Linked DNA regions of Homo sapiens: region 1 is linked to region 2. Evidence: read pairs that join two places in POLR2A ChIA-PET (ENCODE). Cell type or tissue: A673. All regions are shown on one strand. Links, peaks and the distances in the headings refer to the core of each region. The heading gives the core; the rest is flanking DNA. Region 1 overlaps DLG1 (discs large MAGUK scaffold protein 1). Region 2 overlaps DLG1 (discs large MAGUK scaffold protein 1).

Evidence for each region. ChIA-PET counts read pairs that join two places held together with the same protein. Peaks named below come from ENCODE experiments on the same cell type or tissue, not always from the same donor. Only the 100,000 strongest peaks of a DNase experiment are listed, where the experiment ranks them.
Region 1: POLR2A ChIA-PET joins it to region 2 with 13 read pairs; 3 of 35 experiments call an interaction of 5 or more read pairs at or near these places.

The regions. Positions count from the first base shown.
Region 1 is chr3:197,201,883-197,210,225 of GRCh38, forward strand. The region is part of intron 4 of DLG1 (discs large MAGUK scaffold protein 1); the gene reads right to left. Among named protein-coding and RNA genes, the nearest start is that of MIR4797, 88 kb to the right of the region's middle. RefSeq lists an enhancer at 1,827-2,365. In A673, for the core only: no CTCF peak of the experiment used is centred there; no DNase peak of the experiment used is centred there.
Region 2 is chr3:197,274,815-197,283,157 of GRCh38, forward strand. DLG1 (discs large MAGUK scaffold protein 1) reads right to left here. Exons shown (of 25, transcript NM_001366207.1): 4 at 7,865-8,031. Among named protein-coding and RNA genes, the nearest start is that of MIR4797, 15 kb to the right of the region's middle. In A673, for the core only: a CTCF peak has its summit at 2,186 (motif pointing right); no DNase peak of the experiment used is centred there; H3K27ac peaks cover 1,017 bases.

The DNA of each region.
Region 1 (8,343 bases), core at 24-8,023, 73 kb before region 2:
TAACTCAGACACAGAAAGACAAATACTGCATGCTCTCACTTGCAAGCAGGAGCTAAATAATGTGTACACATGGAGGCAGAGTGTGGAATGATGGACAATGCAGACTTGCAGGGGTGGAGGGGTGGGAGGGGTGGATGATAGGAGGCTGTCTGGTGGGTACCACGTGCATTGCTTTAGTGATGGATGCCCTGGAAGCCCTCATTTCACCACAATACAGTTTATTAATGTAGCAAACCTGCACTTGTACCCCACGATTATATACAAATAAAACAAATGCATGAAAACCATAACAAATGTAAGATGAGAAGAATTACAAAACGAGTGATAACAATAAATGTAACTGTATTATATCTGCATTTCAAGTCTATCAAGGAAACACTGATTGCTGCATTCCTGAGGAAGACAAAAAACTTCCAAATTTCTCAACCAGATTATAGAACCTGAAAACACAAGAAACGACGCTCATTTTGAATATGAATTCAAATGTTTTGGAAGGAAAAAAAGCAAACTGAATCCAACACTATGATGTGAAATGTATCCCAACAATAAGGATGGCTCAATTTTAAGACATTCATGTCTTCATGTATTTTACCATGATCATCTCAATGAACGCTCTAAGAACCACCTAAGAATCTCAAAATTTTAAACCCATTCCTGATTTTAGGAGAAGAAAAACTCTTAGCAATACAGAAATACAAATAAACTTTTAAAGCATCTACCAGCAATCATATTTAATGGTGAAACAGGCATTCTTAAAGTGGCAATCAAGGCAGTATCATCTTACTCAACACTTCTCTAGCGTTTCTAACCAATATGCTAAAAACAAAACAAAACAAAAACAAGAAGTGTAATTGCCTAAAAGTGCAAACCAGAAAACTGTAAAAGAATTGTAAGGAGATGTGAGCATTATTTCTGAAGAAGTGTTCACAACTTTAACCATTTTCTCAAAGGGATCTGGGAAAATTACTTTAAATAAGTCTGCAGGGTAAGGAGGAATGCTGTCCGTGTCAGAGAACGATGCAGTCTAACCACTGTTAGATTTGTCTTAACAGTGACAGTGAAGTGGAAGGGAAAATGTGTATTTTGTGTACAGAAATGTTAATTTTAGGCCTGGGACAGGAGCTCATGCCTGTAATCCCCAGCACTTTGGAAGGCTGAGGAAAGAAGATCAGGTGAGCCCAGGAGTTCAGGACCATTTTTGAGACTCTGCCTCTACAAAAAATTTTAAAAATTAGCTGGATGTGGTGATGTGTGCCTACAGTTTCAGCTACTGGGGAGGCCGAGGGTAGGAGAACTGCTTGAGCCCGGGAGGTTGAGGCTGCAGTGAGCCATGATCACACCACTGCCCTCCAGCCTAGGCAACAGAGTGAGACCCTGTCTCAAAATAAAGTAAGTAAAATTTGTAAAATCTCCATCTCGTAAAATACTTAGAAAACTGTGTCATAGTCTGTGTCATGAACTTTCAAAAACAGTTCCAAAATCAAAATATTACAGTATCTCCATTCGAAAACTAGGTTTTCTGAAAGTCAAAAGTAGGATATTTTAAATTCTAAAATTTATCTAATAGCAAATATTGTATCTCATGAATCCAGTACACATCATCAATTATAAGATGCCCCAGTAATTATATTTACCCCCAAAAAAGAAAAAAAAACCACTGCCAAATAAATTGTGAAGTACATCAATTGCAAATAATTCCAAATTTGAGACAGGTTAAAAGTAGAGGAAAGTACATTTTAAGATCAATAAAATACATTAATTTAAAGCCACAGACATTTACTACATTTCTTCTCCAAAATCCTCACTTTCACTTTTGCAATCTTTAACCACTAAAAAATTATCCTTTCAAGAGCAAAACTATATTCTTGGTTTCAAGGTTAAAATAAATGGCCTCTGTCAGGGAAAAAGAGCAGTCATTAAATTGTATTGCTCGGGCAGGCAAGAGCCACAGCAAGCAGTAAAAGTGCACAAACTGACAACACTATAATTAAAATAGGGCTGGTGGGGGCCCAAACAACACAGATACTTTTAGGGTAAGGAAGACAATGAAATCTATCCTATGCAAAGAGTCATACTGGGTTAGGAATGAATCTCTCTGTGGCAGAAGGCCCCGGTGTAGGTGCTTGTCTTTAACTTACTTAAATAGAGTACAAAGAACACCTTGCTCACAACAGGTAGCTCAAGAGCCAAGAGCTTTTCTGTTCTCCAGCTAAAGATTATAATCTTATTCCCACTGCTCAGTCTGCTCCCATGTATAGGAAAAATTATGTGAATCAGTGTGATTTCCACATTACACTGACTTCATTTTTCTACTTGTACATTTCAAATGAGCTAACCACAATACAGAAATGCATACGAAACACTATTCTTTTTGTTCTTGACAACGGTTTAATATGAAGCTGCAGGAATAGAAACAGAAGAATCCTATAACAATTGATATTAGATTGCTTGTTTTCCTGAACACGACAAAAGCTGCTACAGGACCAACTTAGAGCCACATCCAGACAAACTGTTTTCAAATGGGGTTAACTATGCTCTTTGTAAAACACCTGCTACTTTGTGATAGGAACTACAGAATGATTTTCCCTCATCCATCAGTGTGTTAATAAAATTAGCTATTATATACATTAACTGGGAGCTGGAATGAAGATTTTAGGTACAATTAAACTATTGCCTGTGGTTAAACAATTTCTCCCAACTAGTCAGCTCTCCATATCTGTGAGTTCCATATCTACAGATTCAAACACCTGCAGATGGAAAACATTTGGGGAAAAAAATACAACAAAAATAATACAAATAAAGAACAATGCAGTGTAACAACTATTTACGTAGCATTTACATAGAATTAGGTATTATAAGTAATTCAGAGATGATTTAAAATACAGGAGGATGTGCACGGGTTATATGCAAATACTATGTCTTCTATGACTTGGGCATCAGCATCCACTGATTTTGGTATCCTGAACCCAATCCCCTGTGGATACAGGAAGATGACTATTCATTCACTTGCTTGGAATAAAAAAAGCATTAAAAATCCCCGAAACCACTGACAGCAATCGCCAAAAGGTTAAGGGCCAAGAAGAACAGAATTACTAATTCAAGCTTTTTAAGGAAGGAAATGTCATATACCAAGATAGGATTTCCACATACCAAACCATCTTGAACATACCAAAAAATAAAAAATAAAAATGTGTTCAACCTTCATATGATAAAGCTATACATGTGAAAAATGGTATACCTTACCAATACTGGGACTTACTCCTTCCCCCAGAAGTAAAGCCTGGATTAGGGAAAGGGCGTGGGAGGAAGGGGGAAGCAAAATACAATACGAACAAAATTGTGTTGTTATGATTTTATAGGAAGATATAAATTTCCAAAACTGGCCATGACTGAATGAGATAAAGCCCTGAAACAATAATCATGAGAAAGGACAACATTCTAAAAAAAAATTCCTCAGAAATGACAAAAAAACTAGAAACCAATCTCACTTATGAATGTAAATACAAAGTTCCAAAACAAAACATTAGCAAAAGAGCTCAGAACATCAAAATATTACAACCCAAGTAGAATACATTCCAAAAATGTCAGAATAGGTAAATATCAAAAAAGCATTTCATGTAACTGACCTCATTAACAAGTCAGAAGGAAAAAAAATTAATGAATACCAAATACTCAACAAACACATCCATTATGATGAAAAACAACCACTATCACCTCTTGGAGTAAAACAGTACAACTGGACAGCTTCCTACTATAAACCAAACTAAAACCGACATTACAATTAATGGTGAAATATACTCACTAAAACTGAGAACAAAACTTTTCTATGGCAGCTATAGTAAGTTACCAAACATAGTGGCTTAAAACAACCCACATTTTTGTAGTTCTGTAGTTGAGAAGTCCAAAATGTGTCTGAGGAGGCTCTACAGAAGAATCTCTTTTCTTGCCTTTTCCAGTTTCTGGGGACTGTCTATATACATTGCTTGGCAGGGGGCCCACTTCCTCCATCTTCAAAGCCACCAATGTCAGGCCAAGTCCTTCTCATGCTGTCATCTCTCGGATTCTGTTTTCCAATTCCTTCTTCCAAGGAAACTTTGGGTCCACCCAAATAATTTAGGATAATCTCCCTATCTTAAAATCAGTTTATTAAAAACCTTATTTCCATTTGTGACGTTAATTTCCTTTTGCCATGTATTCACAGGTTCAAGGGGCTATCTATAGGGCACAGACATCTTTGAGGGGGGCAGAAGGGTAGGCAGGGAGGGCATTATTCTGACTATTACAGTATGCTCCTGAAAAGTAAACAAAGAAATCCATGACGTAAAGGGTCAAATGATTTCTACGGATTCTTCTAAGATGGCATTTAAAAAAATCAGTATATACTCTTGATTTTAAAAATAACTCTTAATTATGTAAGATATTTTCTTTTTCTTTTGAGACAGGATCTCACTCTGTTACCAAGGCTGGAGTGCAGTGGCGTGATCTCGGCTCACTGCAACCTCCCCTTCCCAGGCTCAAGAAATCCTCCAGCCTCAGCCTCCCAAGTAGCTGGGACCACAGGCACAAGCCACCATGCCCAGCTAATTTTTGTATTTTTTGTGGAGACAGGGTTTCACCACATTGCGCAGGCTGGTCTGGAACTCCTGAGCTCAAAGCGATACACCTGCCTCAGCCTCCCAAAGTGTTAGGATTACAGGCATGAGCCTTGATTTATAGTATCTTTCTATTCACCAAAAAGTCAACCATTAATCTGATTAATGGGGAAACACATCATTTGCATTAAAGTCAGAAATAAGCATATCATTATAACTACTGCTAACACTTTTCAGGAGATACAAGAAAAAAAACTATGAGATAAAAAAATTAGAAGGACAAGGATAAAATTACCACAATTTACAGATCACCTGATGGTAAATCCAGAAAATCCAAGAGAAATGTAAAAAATTAATAAATAAATAAATAAAAATAAAGAACGATATACCAACAATAAACAATAAAAGATTTCAGTTAGGTATCCAGGTAGAAAATGAATATATAGATATCGATTGCTTTCATTTAACTAAGTATGCTGGAAATTCTGTTGGACTGCTTTCAAGTAGGACCTGCCACCTGTTTTTGTAATGAAGTTGTAGTGGAACACAGCCACACTCATTCTCATTTCCATGTATGATGTATGGCTGCTTTCTAGCTGCCTCTGTGATGCGGTGGCGGAGCTGGGAAGCAGACGGCCCACAGAGGCTAAAATATTCACTATCTGGTCCTTTACGCAAAGTTTGCTCTTTGCTCTTTACGCAAAGTTTGTCCTTCACGCAAAGTCTGCTCTTTACGCAAAGTTACACAAACTTTACGCAAAGTTAAATCTCTGATTTAAACTAATAATAAGCAATTAGATGGTACAAGGAAATAGAAGGCCATATCTGAAATAGAAACAAAAAAGATAAAATGCCCAGGAATAAAACCAAAGTATCCAAATGTCCGGCTTTACCAAATGAAAAGAAGACAGACCACGTTCTTGGCAGAAAGAATCAAGTCAAAGATATCATCTCCTTCCTAAGTTTATCTATACTTTTATCTTTAACATAATCCCAATAAAAAGGCCAACAGAAAATTTATTCATTTATTCAAATATTTATGCAGGAATTAGAAGAGGTAACTGAAATTCTTGTAAAAAACCAGCAAGAAAAAAAGAAAGTCTATAGATAAGGAGTAAGTGTGCACAATCTTCAACAAATTTTAAAATCTATTATAAAACCTTGATTAATATATGGTATTACTGGTACAAGAACAGAAAGATTAGTGAAACAAAGATGAAAATCGGCATATAAATAGAAATTTGGTACTATTTTTAATAAAGTTTATATCTTCAACCAATATCATTGGTTAAAAGATTATTCAATAAATAGCAAGGGGGAAAATGGGTAGCTACAACAAAAATATCCTGAAGATTTTTTTAAATGAGACTATAACACAAGATTCTTCTAGAGAAATTCTTTTATAACTATAACAAAGACCTATATAGCTGTAACATAATACTGAGAAGCCATTAAAAAAAGACTGATAAATTTGACTAGAAGTCAAAACGTTAAAAAATACGAAAAAAAATTGTAACTTAAATCCAAAGGACTAATTTCACAAACACATTTAAAAACTTCTTAGTCCCTAAGAAAAAGATACAAAACCCTCCAGCCCTCTCTCTAATGCATGGAACAAGAACAAGCAAACAATTTAGAGAAAAAAAAAAATCAAGTAATTCTTACATATACAAAAATATGTTTATCTACTACTCCCAAGAGGATAAATGTAAATTAAAGCTACGCTGATATACTACTTCTCACATTATCAGATTGTCAAATATCCAAGTTTGATAACATACTATATACTGATGAGGACATAGGAAAAACAGGCACTTTCATACGAATCTGTGGAGTGTACACTGGTACTACCTCTATAAAAGGACAATTTCACAACTTCTATCAAAATTATGAATACATAGAACCTCTGACCTGATAATTCTACTTTTAGGAATTTATCCTATAGAAATATTGCCATGTTTACAATCGAAGTGTGTAGGCAGTTATTTATTGTAGTATTGTTTGTAAAACAAATAATTAAAAACATCCATCACTATATCCAGTAACAATGAACTTGTCAAATAAATCATTCTTATTCAAATAAGAGAATATCACAAGTCATAAAATGATGAGAAAGGTCTTCAGGTATGGAAATAGAAAAAACTCCAGAATATAATGTTAAGTGGTGAAAACAAGTCCAGAATAGTATAGACTACACTCCTGTGTGTGTGGCGGGGTGGGGGTAGTTGGGGGGATAGTAAGAGGAAGAGAAAATACACATATTTGCTTATATACGGAGAAACCAGGATGCATAGGAAACAGATAACTTTAGTTGCTTGACGAGAGGAGATTTACCCCTGGGGGAAAGAGGCAAGAGGGAGACCTTTTCATCTTCATACAGCTTTTAAATTTCAAGCCATGTGAATGTATTATTCATTCACAAAATTACCTTTAGAATGAAAAAAATTTTAATGAGTTGATAAAACAATCATTACAGGAGATACTGGTACACAGCTAGAAAATCCAAGCAAATCCACTAAAAAAATTACTAGAAGTAATTTAGTATGTTAACTGATTTTAATTAATAATTAGTAAAAATCAGATTTCTCATATTTAAAAGGCAAATTAAAACAAATATGACTTGGGCCACCACTAAATGATGTTGAGAATCTGAGCATGAATCTTACTTCATGCAAAGCGAGAGATATACTTCGTAAAAAAAGGCAGAGTGAAAGCATATGAATGAAAAGAAAAGGTATATAAACTGTAAGCATAAGAAAGCTAAAGTGCCTATATTAACATATGATAAAACAGACTTCAAGACAGAGTATTTATCTAAAGAAAAAGAGATTTCAAAATGCTAAAAATTTAATTCACCAGGAAGTTATAAGAACCATAAATGTGTGTACTTAATAACAGGGCCTTAAAATACATAAGCAAAACCAACAGAAACTAAAGGGAGAAACAGACAATTCTACAATTTTAGTAAGAGATTTAAACTCCTTGATTAGCAACTGATAGAACTATACAAATATAAGACAAATTGAACAAAGTATCAACTGTCTTGACCTAATTAACATTTATGATAAACAACACTTAACAACTGAAGAAAATACATCACCTTCTGTGAATATGGTACATTTGCCAATACAGACCATATGCTAGGCCACAAAACAAGTCACAAATTTAAAAGGATTGAAATCACAACCAATCCATTCTCTAACCACAATGGAATTAACTGAGAAACAAGGTATCTAGTAAAATTCCTAATATTTGAACATTAAACAACACACTTCTAAAAATCTCATGGTTCAAAGAACTCAAGAAGGAAATCAGAAACAATTCAGAATGGAGTAATAATGAAGCTAAATAGGACTATGTAGTAAAGAATTTAACCTTGCTTTTAGCTCCCTCCAAACCCTTGGAATGTCCTGATTGAATTTCCCTGGTTGGAATACTCAGTGCTTATTGTCACACATTGTTACCAGAAGGGTTAACATCATCCATGACTCCAGAGAAGACAAATGGAAACTCCTCATTTGGAAATTTTCTGGACTTTTATCTCTCCCATGGCTGATTTTAATCTGTATCCTTTCAAGTAATAAACCATAACTGTGAGTATAATAGCTTTCAGTGAGTTCTGTGAGTCCTTCCAGTAAATTACTGAACCTGAGGGTTCTGAACTATTAACAAACTTTACAAGTACTTAAAAGGAAATCTGTAGCTTTAACTGCTTACATTAAAAATGAAAGTTTAAAATCACTGACCTAAG
Region 2 (8,343 bases), core at 74-8,073:
CAGAAGACATACAAATGGTTAATTGGTATATGAAAAAATGTTCAACATTACTAATAATACTCAGGGAAATGGAAATCAAAACCATAATAAGCTGGGCACGGTGGCTCACGCCTGTAATCCCAGCACATGGGAGGCCGAGGCAGGCAGATCACGAGGTCAGGACTTCAAGACCAGCTCAGCCAGCATAGTGAAACCCTGTGTCTACTAAAAATATTTAAAAAATTAGCCGGGCATGGCAGAGCACACTTGTAGTCCCAGCTACTCAGGTGGCTGAGGCAGAAGAATTGCTTGGACCTGGGAGGTGGAGCTTGCAGTGAGCAAAGATCACGCCACTGCACCCCAGCCTGGGCGACAGAGCAAGACTCTGTCTCAAAAAAAAAAAAAAGAAAAAAGATATTCTCTTACCCCACTTAATATGGCTATTATCAAAAAGACCATAAATAACAGATTCTGGCTACGGATGTAAAGAAAGGGACACTCTGGTACACTGCTGATGGGAATATAAATTAGTACAGCTATTACGGAAAACAGCATGGTCATTTCTCAACCACCATTTAATCCAGCACTCTCACTGCGAGGTATACACCCAAAAGAAAACAAACCAGTATATCAAAGAGAGATCTACATGCCCATGTTTATCGCACCACTATTCACCACTGCCACGATAGGGAATTAGCCTAAGTGTCCCTCAACAGACGAATAGATAAATAAAATGTAGCATATATAGACAATAGAATATTATTTAGCCATAACACAGCATGAAGTCCTGTCATCTGCAGCATCATGGATGAGCCTGAAGGATATCTTATGAGAAATAAGCCAGACAAAGAAAGGCAAATATCACATGTTGTCACTCATATGTGGAAGCTAAAAAGCTGATCCCATGGAGTTGGAGAGTAGAATGGTAGTTTATCAGAGGCTGAGAAGGGTACAGTGAAGGAGGGGAGGAAGACAAGTTGGTTAATGGGTACAAAAATACAATTAGAAGTGTTCAATAGCACAGTAGGTGACTATAGGTAACAACAATTTATTGTATATTTCAAAATAGCTAGAAGAGAAAATCTGGAATATTCTCAACACAAAGAAATGATAAATGCTTGAGATGATGGATATCCCAATTACCCTGATTTGATCATTAAACATGGTATGCATGTATCAAAATACCACAAGCACCATATAAATATGTATAATTATTTATCAATTTTAAAAGAGTACTATTGAAAGCAGACTATGTGTATATTCTTCCAGACATGCCTAACCTCATGGTTTTCTTTTCACACACAGTCATACTATGCCTCCTGACATGTAACCTGCTTTCACTCATTTAATAACACATAATGGATACACAGAATATATTTTGCCTGCTACTTTATCTTGCATTAAATGGCTCTACCATAATGTGTTTATCCGATCTCTTACCGATAATCTTTTATATCCCTTGTTGGTTTCTACTAATTAAGGCTGCAGTGAGCATCCCTGTACAAATACCTTCAATAATCTGTGGTGAATCTGGAGCATATGCTGGATCAAACGATACGAATATAAAGTTGTCTTTCAAATTAGTTGCACTACTGTATTCTCCCTTACTAACTGTACAGGAGCTTCTGTTTCCTCCTATTTATTTAATCTCTGACAATCAAATTTGTTAAAAATATCCTTGCTGTCAATGTAATTTGCATTTTTAAGTGTGGCTGAGCATTTCTTCATAGGCTTATTGGCCCACATTTATTTCTTCTTCTTCAAACTACAATACTCACACTGTTAAGTCAGTTTCCTATTGAACACGGGCCTTTTTCTTAGTTTCTATAAGAAGTTTCTTAAGTTGAAAGGACTGGAAATTAAAATTAATCCTTTTTCATATATGTGACAAATTTTCATCCTAATATATAATTTATCTTTGTATTATATCTTTCAAGATTCAGAAGTTCTACAATCAAAATTTGAAGTCAAAGTCCACAAAGAAATTCTATAAAGTCAGCAGCATTTTTAACCTTTTAATTTTTGTGGTGTTTTTTGGTCATGGTTAGAAAAGCCTTCCTTATTAAAAATCAAAATTTTTATTTTTTTTAATTTTTAACTTTTTTTTTCTTGTTTGGAGACAGGGTCTCGCTCTGTCGCCCAGGCTGGAGTGCGGTGGTACGATCTTGGCTCACTCCAGCCTTGACCTCCAGGACTCAAGCGATCTTCCCACCTCAGCCTCCTGAGTAGCTGGGACCACAGGAGGGAGCCACTACACCCAGCTAATTTTTGCATTTTTTGTAGAGATGGAGTTTCACCATGTTTCCCAGGCTGGTTTCGAACTTCTGAGCTTAAGCGATCTGCCCAGCTTGGCCTCCCAAAGTGCTGGAATTACAGGCATGAGCCACTGCGCCCAGCCCCAAAATCTTACTTTTATGGTTTTTTTTTTTTTAACCTTTGAATCTCTAGTCTAGTTGAAATGTATTGTGATGTTAGGAGTAGGGTGCATCCTTTTCTACTGAAATGTCCCATTAAATCAGGAAATTCCTCCTACTCTTTCATCTTGCCTTTTTTTCCAGAGGGAGTCTCACCCTGTCACCCAGGCTGGAGTGCAGTGGTACGATCTTGCCTTCCTGGGTTCTTTGGCAACCTCCGCTTCCTAGGTTCATGCGATTCTCACGTCTCTGCCTCCCAAGCAGCTGGAACCACAGGCACGCACCACCACACCTGGCTAATTTTTGTATTTTTAGTAGAGGCGGGGTTTTGCCATGTTGCTCAGGCTGGTCTTGAACTCCTGACCTCAGGTGATTCACCTGCCTGGGCCTCCAAAAGTGCTAGGATTACAGGTGTGAACCACCAGGCCTGGCCTCATCTTTTTAAGAGTCATCTATCCTTCCTTATAAATCAACCCTTTTCTACTGAAATATCCCATTAAATCAGGCAATTCCTCCTACTCTTTACTCTTGCTTTTTTTTAAGTCTATATCCTTTCTTATAATCTCTAAAACTAACTCACTCTTATTTTAGAATAGAGTTGTTCTTATAAAAATGATGTGTTATTTTTTAAAATTAAGAGAGAGAGCCGGGTGTGGTACCTTACACCTGTAATCCCAGCTACTCTGGAGGCTGAGGTGGGAGGACTGCTGGAGACCACCACCAGGAGTCTGAGACTAGCCTAGGCAACATAGTGAGACCCAGTCTTCAAAAAACTGTTTAAAGAAATGGTTTTGGGGTCGGGCATGGTGGCTGAAGCCTGTAATCCCAGCACTTTGGGAGGCCAAGGCAGGTGGATCACCTGAGGTCAAGAGTTTGAGACCAGCCTGGCCAACATGGTGAAACCCCATCTCTACAAAAATACAAAAATTAGCCGTGTATGATGGTGGGTGCTGTAATCCCAGCTACTCGGGAGGCTGAGGTGGAAGAATCACCTGAACCTGGGAGGTGGAGGTTGCAGTGAGACGAGATCGTACCATTGCACTCTAGCCTCGGTGGGAGAGCAAGACTCTGTCCCAAAAAAAAAAAAAAAAAAAAAAAAAAAAAGAAATGATTTTAGCTGGGTGTGGTGGTGCACACATGTAGGCCCAGCTACTCAGTAGGCTGAGGCAGGATGATCCCTGGAGCCCCCAAGTTTTGAGGATACAGTGAGCTATGATCGCACCACTGCACTTCAGCCTGGGTGACAGAGTGAGACACAGTTTCTAAAAAAACAAAAAAAGTAGTACAAAAAAGAAAAAAATCCCTATCACTCTGAAACAATCATTAAACACTAAACAAACATTATTCCAAACATCTCACTAGACATATGCTCAAAGTAAAAGATAATATATACAAAAAAAATTTTTTTAAGAAAATGGGATACTAATCCTGTCCCTTTAAATTTACTACATCAGAAGAAATAGAACAAACAAAGTTATAAGGTCACAAAGTAACTGACAAATGACCTGGCAAGAATTAGATCAGTGAACTTAAAAAAAAAAAAGACAAAACTGGATAGCTGCTTTAAAGATGAAGATTTGCATTTTAAGAGAATAACAGTCAAGGCTTTGTGAAAATTGAGCAATCTTAACTACTTTTAGCAAAAATAATCCTCTTTTTAGTCCTGCAAAAGCAAACATGAAGTCAAAGAGGCATGTTGCATGCAATTTTGTTGGAAAAGATTACTATATCCAAGAATTAGTACACAAGTATAACCTAAATTCTGTTTAAGACAAAATGGTTTTGATTTTCAAATTTTTCAAGTTATAGTACAATAAACTTTAAGTTTTAAGTTATTTGTTTTGAGCAAGTGGATTCTCTAAGTCCCTTTTTAGTCCTAAACATCATGCCCCAAGAGTCTAAAGTAGCAAATGAAACAAGAGATCAAATGATCACTTAGCCAAGTTTTCCAAATGAAGCATGAATGGATGGGTGAAAGGGAACATGCTTACTTTCTCTCATAGCACCTTCAAAAAGTAGCAATTAAATCCCCAAACATTCCAGGTTTTTTAAAAAATCATTATAAATATCATCCATCAGTGTGTTTCAAAACTATTTACATTTTCAGACAAACATTTGTCAGGATTTTCTGTCATCTCTATAAGATGGTACTTCCTACTAACTGACTTTGCTCACTCCAGTTTGATATATACAGGTTTTTGCTACTTTTTAAACATCTAGGCCTTGATGGACATATCCCAATGTTCCCCTTAGAGTCTATTCATGAATATGAACAGATTTCAAACATTACTACAGCATTTTCCATGTGCCATGCGCTAAACAACACTCTGTGACCATATTCTCTTCTCATCTACTTTCCAAACTAATAAGATCTGACGCTCACAATATGAAAGTTCTTTTTCTCCTATTCCCTTGAGGTGCCTTTACCATGTTCATAATATATCTTTCAGGAGGTGTAGAAACCAGAGCTGCAAATAGCGTTCTAGATATGAGTGCCTCATCATTTTATAAAAATTGAAGTGTTACCAATGCCATTTTTGATGAAATTCAATGCACTACTGATCTTCCTGAATGAAATCTATATGGAAAAAAACTTTCAGCTTACAAAACTGTCCACTTTTCCAATCTTAAAGAATACTTACAGTTAAAAATATTATTATTGATATATAATGGTATGTATTTATAGGGTACATGCGATATTTGGTACGTGCATACAATGTGTAATGGTCAAATCAGGGTATTTAGAATATCCATCACCTCAAACATTTATCATTTATTTGTGTTGGGAACATTTCAAATCTTCTAAACCATTCTGAAATAGACAATAAATTGTTGTTAACGGTAGTCACCCTACTGTGCTACTGAACAGTAGAATGTATTCCTTCTAACTATTTTTGAACTCATTAACCATCCTCTCTTCATCTTTTCCCTCTCCCACCCTTCCCAGTCTCTGGTAACTATCATTCTACTCTTTACCTCCATGAGATCAACATTTTTAGCTCCCACATGAGAACATGTGATATTTATCTTTCTGTGCCTGGCTTAATTTCACATAATGACCTCCAGTTCCATCCATGTTGCTGCAAATGACAGGATTTCATTCTTTTTATGGCTGAATAGTAGTCCATTTTGTGTGTGTGTGTGTGTGTGTGTGTGTGTGTATCACACTTTATCCATTCACCTGTTGATAGATATTTAGATTGATTTGATATCTTGGCCACTGTGAATAGTGCTGCAATAAACATGGGGGTGCAGGTATCCCTTTGATATTCTGATATCCTTTCTCTTGGACAGATACCCACTAATGGGATTGCTGGTGGGCAGTTCTATTTTTAGTTTTTTTGAGAAACCTGCATACTGTTTTCCATAATGGCTGTAATAATTTACATTTCCACCAATAATGTCAAATATTCACTTTCAATGGTTACATTACTTAAACAATCGCCTATAAAAATAAGTAAATCGAGTATAAGAATTCGAGGCTTTATAATCAAGGGTATCATAAATCGGACAATAAAAAATACTAGTAAGCAATTCAATTCTCTTAAAGTTTAACATGTTTTTTACATAAGCAATTTTCTAACCTAGAACTAAGACAATAAATGTGAAATAACTGTCTTAGTCCCTTCTGTGTTGCTACAGCTGCATACCTGAGACTGGGTAATTTATGAAAAACAGAAAATAATTTCTCACAATTCTGGAGGCTGGGAAGTCCAAGATCCAGGTATCTGATCTGGTAAGGGCCTTCTTGTTACATCTCAACATGGCAGAAAGCAAAAAGTTAAGCTAACATGCTAAACTTTTTGTGGAGGCTCTTTTTTTTTTTTTTTTTTGAGACGGAGTCTCGCTTATCGCCAGTCTCGCTTGTTGCCCAGACTGGAGTGCAGTGATGCCGTCTCAGCTCGCTGCAACCTCCGCCTCCCAGGTTCAAGCAATTCTCCTGCCTCAGCCTCCCTGGTAGCTGGGATTACAGGTGCATGACACCATGCTCAGCTAATTTTTGTATTTTAGACGTGAGACGTGGTTTCACCATGTTGGCCAGGCTGGTCTCAAACTCCTGACCTCAAGCAATCCACCCGCCTTGGCCTCCCAAAGTGCTGGGATTATAAACATGAGCCACCGTGCCCAAGCTGTGGAGGCTCTTTTATAAGGGCCTTAATCCCATGAAGGATGGAGGAGTCCTCATGGCCTAATCACCTCCTAAAGGTCCCACCTCTCATTATCTTCACATTGGCAACACCTGAATTTTGGAGGGGACACATTCAAACCACAGCAGTGACTGACTGAAGACATTTTAAAAATCCATTTGAAATAGACCTCAGACTATTATAAAAGCAAGTGATGTATTAACCCAAAGAGTATGGAAATGGAAATTATCCTGGAAAAAGTGATGGAAAAAAAGTGTAAAGAAAATAAGGATATACACAATAAACATTACACTAATCAAAAAGAAACATACAAGGTCTAGGATTAATAAAGAGAACTGTGAGTTGGGTGTTAAGAGTCCTGAAATTCAAAGGTATAATTGCCCAAACTAGCTAAATAAAGTGGGTCAAGTTATTCTATTATGGATCTCAGTTTCCTCATCTTTAACATGAAGACAAGGGATCAGATGTGCTCCGATTCTTCCTGCTCTAAAATTCTATAGTTCTGTTACTTAAAACTGAGAAGCCATCTAACTTCTTTACCAAAGTGCTATCTGGTTGAGGCCTACCACCACTTTTCCCTGATTTATTATTCACCAAACAGAAACATCGCATTTTCCAGGCACAGCACCATCTTACACTAACTAGAAAGGACTAGATTCAAATTCAGACAAATAACCACTTTCAAATGACTAATGCTTCTTAGGCAGAATCTTTGTTACAAACTGCTTCATACCTCTGCTATACCATATCCAACTGGGCAACAGTATAACACACACAAAAAAGTATATTACTAAGATAGTTATGAATACTCAAAGAAATAACTTTACAGAAAATGTAGAAACCAGTGCTGATGTTCAGGTTTACTCTTCAGTCTCTAGTGAGTTTGAATGCCATCCTTCAAGCCAATAAAGAAGAGATTCCTTGAGGTAAATGGGTACAACTTAGCAGCCCAGACCACAAAACTATATCCTATTTCTAGGAAAGAATACCAGAGCAAAACCATCTTTTCAAAGTACCATTTCCATTTTAATTACCACACAGATGAAGCCTTGTTGAGGTCTATCATGCAAAGAATTTTTTAATAGTCTAAATCAAGTATTTCAGACTTCAAACATTCATAACATTTTAAAACAGGGGCAACAGAGAATCTGAGCTTTGCTTTTCAAAAATATTTTTAACCCCATTCTCTTTATTCTATTATAAATTATACTTCCATAACAAAATCCACTTGTATAAAATATTATTTTAATAAAATAAAGAAACATAGTAACATAAATAAATTGATCACCAAAAAACAGCTTCAGAACACATTTTTTATCTCACCTCTACACTAGGGCTAAGGCTGCTTGGCAGTGTCTCTGAAGTCACAGTAGAGCTTGGAAGGCTGGAAATCTCCCAAGTATTCACAGGTTGAATTGGTTCAGACGGCTTTGAACGATCTATACATTTTGGATTATCCAGTAAGGTCACTTCATAAAATTCTTGAATATCTAGAAGAAGGAAAATAAAAATTCATAAGTATTTATATTTTCTAACTAAATTATGCAATGCTATAACAACATAACTCAAAAGCACAATTTTTACTCTAGATTAGTAAATCAATTCCCATCGTATAATGTACTTAAACAGTGAATATTATCTTATTTCATTATATCACAATCATATCAGAACCTGCAGGGCACAGTGTAAAATTCATAGGCTTTTTACACTTCAAAGTCAGCACTTGATTCAAATCCCAACTCCATCACCAACTAGCTACAAGTTCAGGCAAACTACTTAACCTCTGGTAACTTGCCTCTTAG